2 separate regions of the Homo sapiens genome follow, and region 2 is linked to region 1. The links are chromatin contacts, found by Hi-C or POLR2A ChIA-PET in ENCODE. All regions are on one chromosome and are shown on one strand. Each heading gives the region's core, a stretch centred on a gene start or an enhancer-like site at or near the end of the contact. The rest is flanking DNA. Distances are from core to core; before and after follow the strand shown. Region 1 holds the start of LINC02259 (long intergenic non-protein coding RNA 2259). Region 2 holds the start of BBS4 (Bardet-Biedl syndrome 4).

Region 1 (7,945 bases), core at 2,640-5,139:
TGAGGGCATGCCTTGGGTGCTGACTTTCCCAGGAACTCAGAGCCAGAGAGGGCCAGGCACCAGCCTGAGGCCAAACAGCCAGGGGCTTCTTCCTTCCTAGACCCCCAAGGACTGGACTTGCAGGGCTGGGACAGAGGTGGGGTGGGGGAAAGCAATGCCTTGTCAACCCATGCAGGGAGCCCCACTCCCATCCCCAAGGTGCACAAAGTCGAGAAACACCCCTGTTCCCATGTCCATGCTCACTCAGGGCCCTGCTCCAAGTGCTTGGCACTCACACCAGCCTCCTGTCCTCCATGCCACAGGTATCGGTCTCATTTACAGAGGGGGAAATGGTGGCCAAAAGCCTCCCCCAGCACACACGGCTAGACCACACAGAGGTCTTAGGTGCAGCTGAGGGGTCCACAGTCTCTGCTGTCCCTTCTGCCACTCGTGCTGCCAGGGACCACGCTTTGGAGAGGGAGGAATGAGAGTGAGCTGGGTGCTCACACATGGGGCACGGGGGACTAAGGAAGGGTCAGCCAGGAGGAAAGGGCAAGGTCTGATCCTGTACGTACACATCACAGAGCGCGCGGGGTCAGGAGACCGAGGGCCACGTCCCGGCTCTGCGGCTGCTCGGTATGTGACTGCGGTTAAATTGTCTCCCTGGACTCTCCACGCACTTTGTGTGCTGCGTGCACCTTCTAGGATGAGCCCGGACCCTGGCTGGCCTCATACTTACTGCGTAGGCTGCAGACCCGCAAGTGCTTCTGCAAGGGGCTTTGCTTCTCCTCATAACAGCAGCACGGGCTGGCCGCGTGCTCTGGGGGTAGAATGGAGAAGCTCTGGAGGTAGCAGGTGGGGGCTGGGCTTGGGCTCCTGGCCCAGACAGGGCAGGGTACACCTCAGGGTCACAGGGCCTGGCCCACTCTCTAGCAGCCCTTGGCCCACAGGCTGCCCAGCTGCCCACCCACAACCCGTACCTTTGGGCAGCCCCAGCTGCTGCAGTTCACTGGCCAAGGATTTGCCATCGACACTGTGCTTGGCCGCACCGGAGAGGATGAAACTCAGCACTGCCACTGTGGCCTTCACATCGCCTGACTCTCAGGGACCCATGCATGGGACAGGGGGTGTCACTGTGGGCCCAGCCACCTCCCTGTTGCCCTATTAACTTCAGCTCAAAGCCCCCAGGCCTCCTGGAGCCATAGGCACTGCTACTGCTCCACCAGGAGCTGGCAGAGGACAGGAAGGTGGGACTGTCAATGTCTTTCTTTCCCTCATGCTCCTCCACTAGGGAAGGCAGGTTAAGGATACTGCTGGGATGTGTGTGTTGGCGGGGGGGTGGGGGGCGGGCTCTGTACCAGGCACCAGGCCGAGGTCCCAGGGTTGCCTGGGGCCTGTGAACTCAGCGGGGTGCTCACCAAACTTGGCATCAGCTGTGAGTTTCAGGATCTTCTTATACTATGGGGAAAGGAGACCTTCAGGGGGTGCCAGGTCCCTGCTCACCAGCCCCTCACCCCCAGCCTGGATCCTGCAATAAGGAACAGACAGGCTGGAAAGAAGGAAGGGAGGTGCCCAGAGAGGTTGAGAGGCTGGCTCACCCGTCTCCCCGGGCCTAGTGCAGAGTTTCAGGGCAGTGGTGGTCATAAGGTCATGGGACAATGGGGTGCTGGATCTTGTACTCACATCAATTCCCTGTCCCAGCAGCTCCTTTAGTACCTGGCTGCAGAGCAGCTGCAACTTCACAGAGGACTGGAAAGGAAGTCCTTACATCAGCCAGGCTGGCAAACCTCACCCCTTCTTCCTGGGGACTGGCTCAAAGCAGGCCAGCCACTGATCAAGGTCACAAAGCATGGTAGCACAGGCTGAGAGCACTGAGGCCCTAGCCCCAGAGAAACCTCACCATCCTCTACAGCCACAATCCCCAGCCCAACACCCCTCCTCCACCCAGTGTAGACCCTGTGCACTCAACCATCTTGGCCAGCGTGCTGATCTCTGCCAGGACCCGGTCAGGACAGTCCAGATCACCACAGAACCGAAACCTCTGCAAGGGAGGGAGGCAGGTAATCAGGCTGGAAAGAAGACTGAGGTGTGGCCAGGATCCCTGTGTCTCCCACACTGCTGCCCAGCAGGGACCCCTGGTCCCCGACATAGATGGATACCCTCTGGCCACTTGTTCTCCCCTATCACCAGGCTGTTGAGTAAACTCTACCTGACCCACCCTGCCACCAAACCCTGCTCTGAGGTCTACTCCAGGCATTCATCTGCTCAGCAAACATCAATTGAGCACCTTCTCTGTGCTAGCTCCCACTCTAAGTGCTGGGGGTACAGCATGGGATAAAACAAAGTCCTGGGCCTCACAGAGACGAGTGAACTCTCTCCCTTCTTCCCCATACCCACACAACTCCAGCCACTCCAGCTTCCCTGCTGCAGCTCAGGGACACCAGCCTTGCTTCCGCTGCACTCTCTATGTGGCTTGCTATCCTTTATTTCATTCCACTCTCTGCTCAAGTGACACCTCATCAGACCAGCCCTTCTTTTTTTTTTTTTTTTTAAAGACGGAGTCTCGCTCTGTTGCCCAGGCTGGAGTGCAATGGCACAATCTCGGCTCACTGCAACCTCCACCTCCCGGGTTCAAGCAATTCTCCTGCCTCAGCCTCCCAAGTAGCTGGGACTACAGGCATGCGTCACCACACCCAACTTTTTTGTATTTTTGGTAAAGACAGGGTTTCACCGTGTTGGCCATGCTAATCTCGAACTCCTGACCTCAGGTCATCTGCACACTTTGGCCTCTCAAAGTGCTGGGATTACAGGCGTGAGCCACTCCACCCTGGCAGGCCAGCCCTTCTTGATCATACTTCCTAAAATAGCCCCTAACACAAGGAAATTTTGGGGGCCGGTGGATATATTCGTTATCTTGATTGTGGTGATCCAACAGTCAGGAAGATTTGGCCTTTACTTGTCCAGACTCATCTTTCCCTAACCTCCAGATGATACTCTCCCAGCTACGGGAAATGCATTCATTCCTGGGGAGCCATGCTCTCTCTCACCTGAAGTCTCTGCACATGCTGTTCCCTGTCTGAAGACACACGCCTCCCACCGTTGCCTCCCAACCCCTGGTACACAAACTGTACTTCAGCCAGCCAACTCCTGCCATCGCCTTTAAGGTTGAAGGCATCCTCAGGAAGCCCCCTTAGCACTACACACAAGGCGCAGTTAGGTCTCTGCCCCTGGAGCCTTAACTATGACTGCCAATTCAAGCCTCTGATTTCCCCTTCCCGCGGCAGCTCAAGTCCTCCCAGTGCCTAGTACAATTCATGGTATAGACTAGGCACTTTGAACCTATGGATGGATGGATTGGATGAATGGATGGATAAGTATCAGCCCCAAAACTACTACTTTCTGGATCTGAAAAGAGCGGAGTGGCTTCCTAACAGTGTGCAAGAGTGAGCCTGATTCTAGCACTTTCCTGTCCAAGTCCCACAGCAGGGCTGGGGAAGGGGGTGTCCTTGGGAGGTCCTTTTGGAGCTAGAGAAGACCTGAAAGGACTCCCAGCTCCAGACAAGCCCTAGTTCCTGCCCCAGGAGTCAGGGGCCCTTCCTTCCGCCAGGGAAGCAGGGAACTCTAAGCCGGCCGGCCTGCTCTGTCTTACCCGCCCCACTCGGGAGAGGGATGGCGGTGGACTTTTCTCTACCAGACCTGCTGCCCTGACGCCCGCACACACTGTGTTTGCGGAGCGGCCAGTGCAGACAACCTCAACCCGTTTCCGGAGCCACTGGCGCCCCCTCATTCCCGCTCCAGCAGCCCATGTCCGCTTCACCCCTGGTGCCTCATCATCGCCCGGGAATTTCTTTTTCCGGTCCCGCCAGGTCAGCTGAGTCGACGATCACGTGACTTGGACTAACGGCCTCTGGCGGGGCGGGGCCTGCTCGAGTGAGGCCGGGAGCGGACCGCAGCCCGCTGGAGGTGCCGGGGGCGAAATGCTGGCGTCTGCTCCTCCGTCTCCCAGAATCCTGCCCTGGAAAAAACCAGCGCCAACCGCCGGTTTAACTGAGGACGGATTTAAGGCATTACGAAAGACAGTGGAAGTTATTTCTTTTACTTTTATTTTCGTTAACTTAAGGGGGTAGGATCCCGGGAGCCAGGGAGATTCAGGTCATTGCCATGTTTTCCACTGTTAAGCGAATAGCATTATACACAGCTGCGGGCTGTGGCAAAAAACATTTTAAAAACTTTTCAAATATATTACACATACAGAAAATTGTACCTATTAGAAATATAAAGCTTAATAAGTTTTCATCAACTGTAGACCTCACATAACCAGCACCCAGATAAGGAAATAACCAGGTAACTTCTTCAAGTGCATGGGTATTTTATTTCATTTTGATGAATCGTCTAGGTGCCTAGTAAAAAGGGCTGTCATAATTAACATGCTCAGGAAAACTCCCCACAGCTTCAACATCAATAGATCTTATCTTAATTTTTGCCAGTCTGATGGGTAAAAAAAAAATCGGTTGCTTAGATTGCAGTGGTAGTCTGATTACTGGTAGCTTTGAGCTAATGGGTAGTCTAGAACAACTAAGTTTCCGACGTTGACTTGAAGAGGCAAAAACAAAAAGACAAAACAACAACAAAAATACATTAAAGAATAAACTAATAACCAAAGAAGAAATTGAATACAGTCGTCGCTTAGTAACCTCAAGATACTGGTTCCAGGACCCCAGAGATACCAAAATTCACAGATGCTCAAGTTCCTGATATAATGTGGCATAGTATTTGCATATAACCTATGCACATCCTTCCGTATACTTTAAATCATCTCTAGATTGCTATAATACCTAATACAACATAAATGCTTTGTAAATAGCTGATATAAAGTATTTTTAAATTTTTGTGTTTTTTTATTGTTTTACTTTTTCCAAATATTTTTGATGCACAGTTGGTTAAATCCAAGGACCCAGAACCCGAGGATACAGAAGGCTGACCATAGTTTGAGCTCTCTCCTCAATTCCATGCCTATCCCATGCACCAGGTGCAGCTGGTTTTATTGTTGCAGGCTTTCAAGTTTTCAAAAGACAGACCTCATGACAAGTAAACTGCTCTATAGAATAGAAATAGAAAGTGTCCCAATTCATGGTAAAATTGAACTCATTTCTGAAGAGTTATTTTACAAATCATAAGCACTATCCTCTTGAAAGCAACAGTGTGTTAAGTTACTAGACTATCCTATACCATGTCAAAGAAAAATTTTAAGAACATAAGACCTGTAATCATAGCACTTTGGGAGGCCAAGGCCAGTGGATCGCTTGAGCCCAGGAGTTCTAGACCAGCTTGGGCAACATAGGGAGACCCCAGTCTCTACAAAAAATTAGCTGCTTGTGCTGGTGCACACGTGTCATCCCATCTACCTAAGAGGCTGAGATGGGAGGATCTCTTGAGCATGGGAGGTGGAGGCTGCAGTGAGCCATGATGGCGCCACTGTACTCCATCCAGCCTGAGCAACAGAATGAGACCATCTCAAAACAAAAAAAGGAAAAGAAAAAAAGCTGGGTGCGGTGGCTCATGCCTGTAATCCTAGCACTTTGGGAGGCCGAGGCAGGCAGATCACCTGAGGTCAGGAGTTGGAGACCAGTGTGGCCAACATGGCAAAACCCGTCTCTACTGTAAATAAATAAATAAATACAAATTAGCTGGGCATGGTGCTGGGTGCCTGTAATCCCAGCCTCAGGAGACTGAGTCACAAGAATCGCTTGAACCCGGGAGGTGGGGGTTGCAGTGAGCCGAGATTGCACCACTGCATTTCAGTCAACTTGAGCAACAAGGTGAGAAAAAAAAAAAAAGATGTAGGAATGGTTCAACTTTTATTTCATGCTGTCAGTAGGTTAAAGAAGAGAAAAATGGATAGTTTTGGGACCATTTTTTATTTAAAAAGAAAATTAGGAACAGATGAAAACTGTCTTATCTTAAGAGTATTTGAAAAACAAAACAGCAAATTTAACATTAGACAGACAAAATATTTAAATTCAGAAATAAAGTTAAAAGGTGGGTGGTGCGCCCTTTTAATGTCATACTGAGCATTGTTTCATAGATACTTGTTTTACTATTAAAGATTGACTATTTAGAGCAGTGTTTCTCAAACATTAGAGTGCATCCTAATCACTTGCAAGGCTTGTGAAATGGGCTGCTGGGCCCCACACCAGAGTTTCTAACTCAATAGGACTGAGGTGGGGCCTAAGCATTGCATGTCTGTGTTCCCAGGTGACGCTGGTGCTTCCAATTTGAGACCATGGTTTGAAAACCACTAATGTAGGGAAATATACTAGAGAATATGTTATGAATATATGTGAGAATATGTATATATGTTAACTTACAGATTTCAGTACAGTAGAAAAGATAACTCCCAAAGATGACAGTTTTATTTCCCAATAGGATTTTTTTTTTTGAGTCAGAATCTTGCTCTGTTGTCCAGGCTGGAGTGCAGTGGCATGATCTTGGCTCACTACAGCCTTCACCTCCCAGTTCAAGCAATTCTCCTGCCTCAGCCTTCTGAGTAGCTGGGACTACAAGCACCCACCATTGAGCCTGGCTAATTTTTGTATTTTTAGTAGAGACAGGGTTTCACCATGTTGGCCAGGCTGGTCTTGAACTCCTGACCTCAGGTGATCCACCCACCTCAGCCTCCCAAAGTGCTGGGATTACAGGCCTGAGCCACCACGCCCGGCCTCCCTTTAGGATATTAACAAGTTTTGTCTCTATCTCAGAATGCATTTCGGAATGCCCTTCCTGGAGCACTACAGACACTGTCTCTCAAAACGCTCCTTGAACTAGCTTCACCGTGTTGCTGACTCCCTTGTAAATTAAAGAAAATATCTTATACGTATTCCTTCATTATTTGTATGAAAGTCAAGCTTTTCATATTGTGAAAATTATACTTCAGGCTGGGTGCAGTGGCTGACGCCTATAATCCCAGGACTTCTGGAGGCCGAAGTGGCTGGATCACTCGAGGCCAGGAGTTTGACACCAGCCTAGCCAACATGTCGAACCCCATGTGTACTAAAAACAAAATCAAAATTAGCTGGGCATTGGTGGCACACACCTGTAGTTCCAGCTGCTCGGGAGGCTGAGGCACAAGAATTGCTTGAACCCAGGAGGCTGAGGCTGCAGTGAGCCAAGGTTGCCATGAGCTGATATTGTGCCACTGCACTCCAGCCAGAGCCAGAGTGAGACTCTGTCCCAAAGAAAAAAAAGAAAGAAAATTATACTTTGATACAGTATGCTAATATAAAGGATATGATATGGCTTGGTTCTGTGTCCCCATCCAAATCTCACCTTGAATTGCAATAATCCCCACATGTCAAGGGTGGGACCAGGTGGAGATAATTGAATCATGGGGGTGGTTTCTCCCATGCTGTTCTCATGATAGTAAGTGAGTTCTCACCAGATCTGATGATTTTATTACAGGCTTTCCCCTTTGCTCGGCTCTCCTTCTCTCTCCTGCTGCCCTGTGAAGAGGTGTCTTCTGCCATAATTGTAAGTTTCCTGAGGCCTCCCCGGCCATGCAGAACTGTGAGTCAACTTAAACCTCTTTTATTTATAAATTACCCAGTCTTGGGTATTTCTTCATAGCAGCATGAGAATGGACTAATACAGTGTACTAATAACAGCCCAGACAGTAGTATACAGGTACTACTATACTTTGATGCTAGAGGTATTCCCATTAAGGTCAGGAGCAGTATGCGCTATCATTACCATGATCTAACATTGTTCCAGAGGGTTTTAGGTCAGCAGTTCTCAACTGGAGGTGATTTTGCCGCCCTGGGGATATTTGACAGTATCTGAAATCACTTTGGCTGTCACACTGAGGAGTGCTGCTGGCATGTGGCAGGCGGAGGCTGGGGATGCTGCTAAACATCCTGCGAGGCGCAAACAGCTCCAGAACAGAGAACTGTCCAGCCCTAAACATCAACAG
Region 2 (7,945 bases), core at 4,072-6,571, 49 kb before region 1:
TATTAAGGATATATATAAACATATATGGTAAAACTATAAAAAGTACAAAATATTAATATAAAATTGAAGAAACACTACATCTGATGTGGAGGAAGGAAAATGCAGTAGGAGAGAGGCATTTAGGAGGTTTCAAAGTTATTAATAACCCATTTCCTAACCTGGGCAGTAGGAACACAAGTTTCCATTATATTATCCTTTAAAGCACACATACGACATTTTAAGCACTCTTTTACAGGTAGGATATATTTCACAACAACAAAAATTAATCCTCAAAATAAAAGAGAATACTTATGTGAGGCAGGCCAATTGCTTGAGTTCAGGAGTTTAAGACCAGCCTGGGCAACATGGCAAAACCCCGCCTCTACAAAATATACAAAAATTAGCCAAGCGTGGCCTGCACCTGTGGTCCCAGCTACTCGGGAGGTTGAGGTGGAAGGATCACTTGAGCCCAAATGAGGGGCTCATTTGGTTAATGATCTTGATTTAAAAATTCACAAAAATTTATAAAGACATTTCACCAAAGAGATACGGGTGGAAAATAAACATATAAAAAATCTTCAATATCATTATTCATGAAGGAAATACAAATTAAAACCACCATACACCATCACTACCCATCCACTACAACAGCTAAATAAAAACAAACTGACAAACCAAGTGTTGACAGGGATGTGGAAAAATCACAACCCTCATGCATTGCTCATGGAAATGTTAACTCGTATATAGCCTGCAGAAGTTAGGCAGATTTGTTTCTGTTTTTTTAAACAAATACTTAAACAATATAACCCAGCAATTCCATTGACACAGGAACCCTTCTGGAGTGATGGACATGTTTTAAAAGCAGCCTCTGATGACAGCTGTGCAACTATATAAATTTACTAAAACTGATCAAACTTTGTACTTAAATTGAGTAAATTTTATGGTACGTGTATTATACCTCAACAAAACTGTTTTTTAAATGTTAACTCAATTTTTTAAAATCTAACTAGAATTTCTTAACTTTGGGGAATATACTACTAAAGAATGTTAAAGACTCAAAAAGCACCTTCAAAGGTCAGCAACCCTTCTTTCTGCACAAAGCAGAATTATTTTTTTGATGAGTCTTTTACTCAAGACTTTCCAGAACATTTTGAGATGGAAAGGATTCTATTAGCCCACTCAATCTCATTCATAGGATTTATATAGAACAAATTATTTTATTCTGTTATTTCTTCATTTTTATATAGTTTTATGATCATTTATTCATCCAACAAATATTCATGGAGCACCTGATACATAGGCACTATATCTGAGCCAGATCAACTAGTGTACTAATTTCTGTTTTCTGCTCTTATCAGTTTAATCCTTCAATTTACAGGATGACATATTTATCCAAATACATCAAATAATGGGAATCAGGGCATTATAAAAAAAATTTATAGGCTGGGTACAGTGGCTCGCCTGTAATCCCAGCACTTTGGGAGGCTGAGTCGGGCGGATCACAAGGTCAGGAGATTGAAACCATCCTGGCTAACACGGTGAAACCCCGTCTCTACTAAAAATACAAAAAATTAGCTGGGCGTGGTGGCAGGCGCCTGTAGTCCCAGCTACTCCGGAGGCTCAGGCTGGAGAATGGCGTGAACCCGGGAGGCGGAGGTTGCAGTGAGCCGAGATCGCGCCACTGCGCTCCAGCCTGGGCGACAGAGCAAGACTCCGTCTCAAAATAAATAAATAAATAAATAAATAAATAAATAAATAAATAAATAAAAAGATTTATAAGCACAAATCATGAAAGCCAGAGTTAGTTGCTCATTCATTTTTTGTTTTTTTCAGACAAAGTCTCACTCTGCCCCTGCTGGAGTCCAGTGGCATGATCATGGCTCACTGGAGCCTCAACTTCCCCCAGGCTCAGATGATCCTCCCCAGTAGCTGGGAAGACAGGCGCGTGCCACCACGTCTGGCTAATTTTTGTGTTTTTTGTAGAAATGGGGCTCCAACATGTTGCCCAGACTGGTCTCAAACCTCTGGACTCAAGTTATCCTCTCACCTCAGTTTCCACAAGTCCTGGCATTACAGGCATGAGCCACCAAGTACAGCCTGTTTGCTCATTTTTTAAGAATTCTAAACTATACTGAAAATACAAATATTAGTCCTCAGTTTTCCTTCTAAGGAACTGGTAGCAATCCGTAAGTAATTTTGGTAGCATACTAGAATTTCTGCGTCCCACACTGGGCTAGTTTTACTCAGTTTTGATGGGGTGTCTTCTGGCCTCAAGGCCTTGACTGTAGCCTTCTTAGATTTTTAGCTATACATTTCTTCAAAAATTCTGTGAGTTTTGAGTCTTTTCCTTTTCTCTCCTCCATATCCATATATCCTTATCTACGGATCTATATGTTTTCCTTTGTGTTATGAAATTAAGATCACATAATATACCCCACTTCACATCTACCTTTTATTTAAATGTACACCATGGAAGTCCCTCCAAGTCAATTAGTCGTAACATTCTCTTTTTTTTTTTTTCTTTCTGAGTTTAGGAATGGAGGTTTAATAGGCAGAAGAAAGAAAGGAGAACAGCTTTCTCTAGTGAGAGAGAGGGGCTTCTGAGAGGAAAAGCAATTAGTTGTAACATTCTTTTTAATGACTGCATAATATTCCACAGTATGGAAATATCTGAAGTCATCAATTACCCTATTAATGGGCATTTAATTTGCTTCCAGCGTTTTGCCACTACGGATAGTACTACAACGAATGCCCTAGTACTACACGCTCATGTTTAACACTTTTTTCTGTGGGACACAGGTCTAGGAGTAGGATTACTGGGTTCTTTTAATTGTATTAAAAAATAAGGCAGGGGGCCATGGCTCACGCCTGTAATCCCAACACTTTGGGAGACCGAGGCGTGCAGATCACAAGGTCAGGAGTTCAAGACCAGCCTGGCCAACGTGGTGAAACCCCATCTCCACAAAAATAAGCCAGGCATGGTGGTGAGGGCCTGTAACCCCAGCTACTCGGGAGGCTGAGGCAGAAAAATCACTTGAACCCGGGAGGCAGAGGTTCCACTGAGCTGAGATCACGCCACTGCACTCCAGACAGGGCGACAAAGTGAGACTCCGTCTCAAAAAAAAAAAAAAAAAAAAGATAAAATACCACTTCCTAAAAGGACAGAAATTCACATTTCCATGCATTGGTAACTTGAAAAGATGAAAATTACTATAAACGTAACACTACTAGCAATAAATTTGACAACAATGAAAACAGTTAACTTCAGGCTTAATTGCTAAGTCATATCGAAACAAAAGCTATTCTCTTTAAAACAGTATTAGACATTCAAATGTACATGACAATTCTGCCGTCACAGACTCAAGTTCATATTCTATTACACAAACACTTGTGATGAGCACTAGAGGATAAGCTATATTTGTAGCAATGTTATGTTACCCATTATCTTTTACACTTTAAGATTACTTAGAAGTATTTTCTTTTTTTTTTTTTTTTTTTTTTTGAGACGGAGTCTTGCTCTGTCACCCAGGCTGGAGTGGAAGTATTTTCTTTCCTATGTTTTTAATATTTAAAACCCAGTAACATTAACCATGCTATTTACTTTTTTTTTTTTTCTGAGACGGAGTTTTGCTCTGGATGCCCAGGCTGCAGTGAAATGGCACGATCTCGGCTCACTGCAACCTCTGCCTCCTGGGTTCTAAGCGATTCTCCTGCCTCAGCCTCCCTAGTAGCTGGGATTACCAGCGCCCGCCACCACGTCCAGCTAATTTTTTGTATTTTTTTAGTAGGGACAGGGTTTCACTACGTTGGCCAGGCTGGTCTCGAACTCCTGACCTCAGGCGATCCACCCACCTCAGCCTCCCAAGGTGCTAGGATTACAGGCGTGAGCCACTGAGCCTGGCCTATTTAATTATTTTAAAATCTGTTTTTTCTTTCTTTTTTTTTGAGAAGGAGTCTGTCTCTGTCGCTCATGCTGGAGTGCAATGGCATGATCTCGGCTCACTGCAACCTCCGCCTCCGGGGTTCAAGCGATTCTCCTGCCTCAGCCTTCCAGGTACCTGGGATTACAGGCGAGCGCCACGATGCCCCGCTAATTTTTGTATTTTTAGTAGAGACGGGGTTTCACCATGTTGGCCAGGATGGTCTCAAACTCATGACCTCAAGTGATCCACCCGTCTCGGCCTCCCAAAGTGCTGGGATTACAGGCGTGATGCACCGCGTCCGGCCTAGCTATTTTAAATTTCTTAGCTTAATAAAAATGTTTCGGCCGGGCGTGGTGGCAGGCGCCTGTATTCTCAGCTAATCCGGAGGCTGAGGCAGGAGAATTGCTGGAACCTGGGAGGCGGAGGTTGCAGTGAGCCGAGATCGCGCCATTGCACTCCAGCCCGGGCCGACAACAGCGACACTCCGTCTCAAAAAAAAAAGTTTCTGTCTTCAGAGTTTTCTAATTAGACTAGAATAATATGACTACTCTGCAAATGAGAGTAGAAAACAAACAAAAGGCCCTCTAACAATAACACTAACCTTGCTGCTTAGCCAAAACTAAGTTGTAAAACAGCCAAAGGCTGCTATTTGTACTGTTTTCCAGGGCGTTTTTCGAAAGACAATAAATTCCGAATACCTAAAATCATTCTAACAAATGGACAGAACAGGCTTTCAAACCCAACACTAAAGCAAGGTAAACAAAGCTTCACACTTGGCACTTTACCGAAATTAGATCCAATTATAGATATATGCCTCAAAAAATAGCGACTAGGTCATCCTGAATTCATCGGGTTCCTCTATATTAGCAGTTCTGTGGAGTGAACGCCCAACTCAGCCTTCAGATGAATTCCAAAACCGTACTTTCCTAAACTTAATCACCACAGAAAAAACACAGTCCCGCTCCACTGGCAGAAGGCAGTGACGCTGCAAGCTTCCAGGCATGTTAAATTCCCAATTCACGGGATTAACAGGAACTGTCTACACAAGTGCTAGTCATTACCTTCCAAACCCCCGAGACAGAAAAAGATGGCACTACGGTAAGAGCCATTACTGGTGAAAAGTCTCCCTTCTCCGTCCAGCGCACCCCAAGAGGGACTACAGTCCTAGAACAGGACCTGTGCTGCTAAGTATCCAGACTTGCCCCAGGCGACCAGTTCCCGGGACAGTAAAAAGGGGACCGTGTCGCCCCGCCCACCCTGAGACGCTCGGCACCCAGCTCCGCCTCTCTCCAGGAACCGCTGCATGGGACAAAAGCCACCCGCCAGCTTGCCTTGCCCTGCGGCCGGGCAACTAAAGAGAATCTCGGCGCTCACCGTCGCGACTCTCTCCTCAGCCATTTTAGCTCAGCCCACCGCTGCGCGGCCGGAAGTCGGCGGTTTCCCAGACGACGAGGCAAGCGGAAGTCGTAGGGCTGTGGAGGACTGTGAGGAAGCGGGGGAAGGAAGTAAATCGCCGAGTGACCTAAGGAATCAGGGGGAGGATTAGGGTCTGCTCCACAGAAGGCTTACCTCTGAAAGAGTCGGGGAGGGAATGCGCAGCCACTCGCTGCCTTTATCCCGAGAAGCCCCTAACACCCCTCGCCGTGGTCTGTACATGGTCTGTACCTCCGGCCGCGCTGGCTGGTAGGCCAGCCACCTGGGATGGCAGCCTAGTTCTCCCGCCACCTTACCCTGCCCTGACTCTAATCTGCATTTAATTCAGTCCTTCTTCCGGGAGATTTCGGCGGAGAATTTCTTTCTCGCCTTAGGTACAAAACTCCCCGTTTCTTGGCTGTCACTATCGAACTGAGGTACTCACCTTATCAGCTTCCCACTCTTGTTTACTCCAGAGTTTGCAAACATGCTCCTGGTGGGCTGCATTTGAACGGCAGTCTTTTGATTGGAAATATTTAAAAGTTAGGAGATTTCACAAGAAATCGGCCATGGGATAAAGAGACGACAGTCGGCGTTTTCTGCAAGGCAGTGAAATAGATCTGAATAGCGGCTGCGACTGTAGATAACTTCCCTTCCTAACATACTTAAGGCGTTCTCCATTACCTGTCTGGCCCCCGGTGCGGTGAATTAAATGTTTAGTGTTTCTAAACTAGGAAAACGTGTGGGCTTTGGAATCAAACATGAGTTCTGAATTTGACTACTGCATGACCTAAGCCCGTCGTTTCTTTGAGCCTCATTTATTAAAGTGCCGGGAGCTGTGTGATGAACAAAACGGAGGATCCCTGCACCTGAGCACTGACATTAGCCCCAATTCATACTTTTAAGTCTCGCCCTTGTAATTTAGACATAAAATCTGCCTCTCCCAATTCATTAACTGGGAAAGCATTTAAGACAAGTTTCTCCAGGCCTCTAAGAGAGGGAGAACCCCACTGACAATTAGAGTTACATAGAAGAAACAAGTACGGTAATCTATCCAAATACAAGGGGAAAGGACAGCAATAGAATAACAGCTCTTCTAAGTATTTCAGTAACACTCTCTCTTTTAATCTTTATAACAATCCCATGAGACTGTTGGTCTCCCACTTTTTTCAGATAAATACTCTGCCTTTCATTTATTAAAAATAAAATTTTCCAGCTTGGCCAGCATGGTGAAACCCCGTCTCTACTAAAAATACAAAAAATTAGTCGGGCATGGTGGTGCCCGCCTGTAATCGCAGCTACTCGGGAGGCTGAGTCAGGAGAATCACTTGAACCCAAGCGGCAGAGGTTGCAGTGAGCCGAGATCGCATTTCTGTGCTCCAGCCTGGGCGATAGAGGGAGACTCCGTCTAAAAAACAAAAATTTGCTGGGCTCGGTGGCTCACGCCTGTAATCCCAGGACTTTGTGAGGCTGAGGTGGGCAGATCACCTGAGGTCAGGAGTTCAAGACCAGCCTGGCCAACATGGTGTAACCCTGTCTCTACTAAAAATACAAAAAATTATCCGGGCGTGGTGGCCGGCTCCTGTAATCCCAGCTACTAGGGAAGCTGAGGCAGGAGAATTGCTTGAATCCAGGAGGTGGAAGTTACAGTGAGCTGAGATCATCCCATTGCACTCCAGCCTGGGCAACAAGAGCAAAACTCTGTCTCAAAAAAATTTTTTTTCAGAGGCAGGGGTCTCACTATTGATGTCCAGACTGGACTTGAACTCCTAGGCTCAAGTAATCCTCCTGAGGCAGGAAAATAGGGTCTGGAGGTAGGGAACATAAGGCCAATTCACACTTCAGCTATAACAGGTAATATTCTGTCCATAGGGCATAGGCCATAAATGTCTTTGTAACTTTACTTCATCTTCTCTATTTACATAAGGCATACCCGAAGTAACCATGGAATCCTCTGGGGTTATTTAAACTCCCCAAAATTCTGTAACGGAGCCACTGAACTTCTAAGCTCAGGCCCGCTCCCACACTGGAGTGTACTTTCATGTTCAGTAAATTCCTTGTCCCTTCCTTGCTTTGTTTGTGCATTTTGTCCAATTCTTTTTTCAAGACACCAAGAACCTGGACACCCTCCACCTTTAACACTTCCACCTCATCCTCTCAAGTAGCTAGGATTACAGGCACCAGTCACCATGCCTGGTGCTAAATTCTCCACTTTTCAGAGATTAATTAAACACCTTGCCTAAGTGAGCCGAGATCGTGCCACTGCACTCCAGCCTGGGAGACAGAGCAAGACTGTCTCAAAAAAAAAAAAAAAGATATAAAGATGAAAAATTATTAATTTCTAATCCACAGTGCTTAGTTTTTTTGTTTTTGGGACAGGATCTCGCTCTGTTGCCCAGGCGGAAGTGCAGTGGGACAATCACGGCTCACTGCAGCCTCTACCTCCCAGGCTCAAGTGATCCTCCCACCTCAGCCTCCTGAGTAGCTGGGACTACAGCTTCATGCCACCACACCCAGCTAATTTTTGTATCTTTTGTAAAGATGGGGTTTCATCATGTTACCTAGGCTGGTCTCAAGCTCCTGAGCTCAAGCAATCCAGCCAACTTGGCCTCCCAAAGTGTGGAATTACA

What was found. A loop is a pair of places that touch in the nucleus more often than their neighbours do. ChIA-PET counts read pairs that join two places held with the same protein, here RNA polymerase II (POLR2A). Pooled maps may share reads with other maps.
Region 2: a pooled map shows a loop between it and region 1 (14-fold over the local background). The contact joins the promoter of BBS4 here to the promoter of LINC02259 in region 1. A Hi-C loop is called at or near these places in 12 of 168 maps with a recorded cell type or tissue (GM11168, GM12878, GM23248 and 7 more), 1 of 37 single-sample maps with no recorded cell type and 6 of 50 pooled maps. POLR2A ChIA-PET finds 5 or more read pairs at or near these places in 3 of 52 experiments (CD8-positive, alpha-beta T cell, Caco-2 and Panc1).

What each region holds. Positions count from the first base shown.
Region 1 is chr15:72,632,899-72,640,843 of GRCh38, reverse strand. LINC02259 (long intergenic non-protein coding RNA 2259) reads left to right here and starts at 3,889. Exons shown (of 3, transcript NR_135685.1): 1 at 3,889-4,058; 2 at 7,438-7,506. LOC112268145 reads right to left here. Exons shown (of 14, transcript XM_024450114.2): 5 at 3,928-4,026; 6 at 3,629-3,850; 7 at 3,027-3,218; 8 at 1,949-2,020; 9 at 1,663-1,728; 10 at 1,398-1,437; 11 at 960-1,079; 12 at 719-799.
Region 2 is chr15:72,683,583-72,691,527 of GRCh38, reverse strand. It overlaps BBS4 (Bardet-Biedl syndrome 4), which reads right to left and starts at 5,321. Exons shown (of 16, transcript NM_033028.5): 1 at 5,277-5,321. The coding sequence starts at 5,300. HIGD2B (HIG1 hypoxia inducible domain family member 2B) reads left to right here and starts at 5,346. Exons shown (of 3, transcript NM_001350932.3): 1 at 5,346-5,710.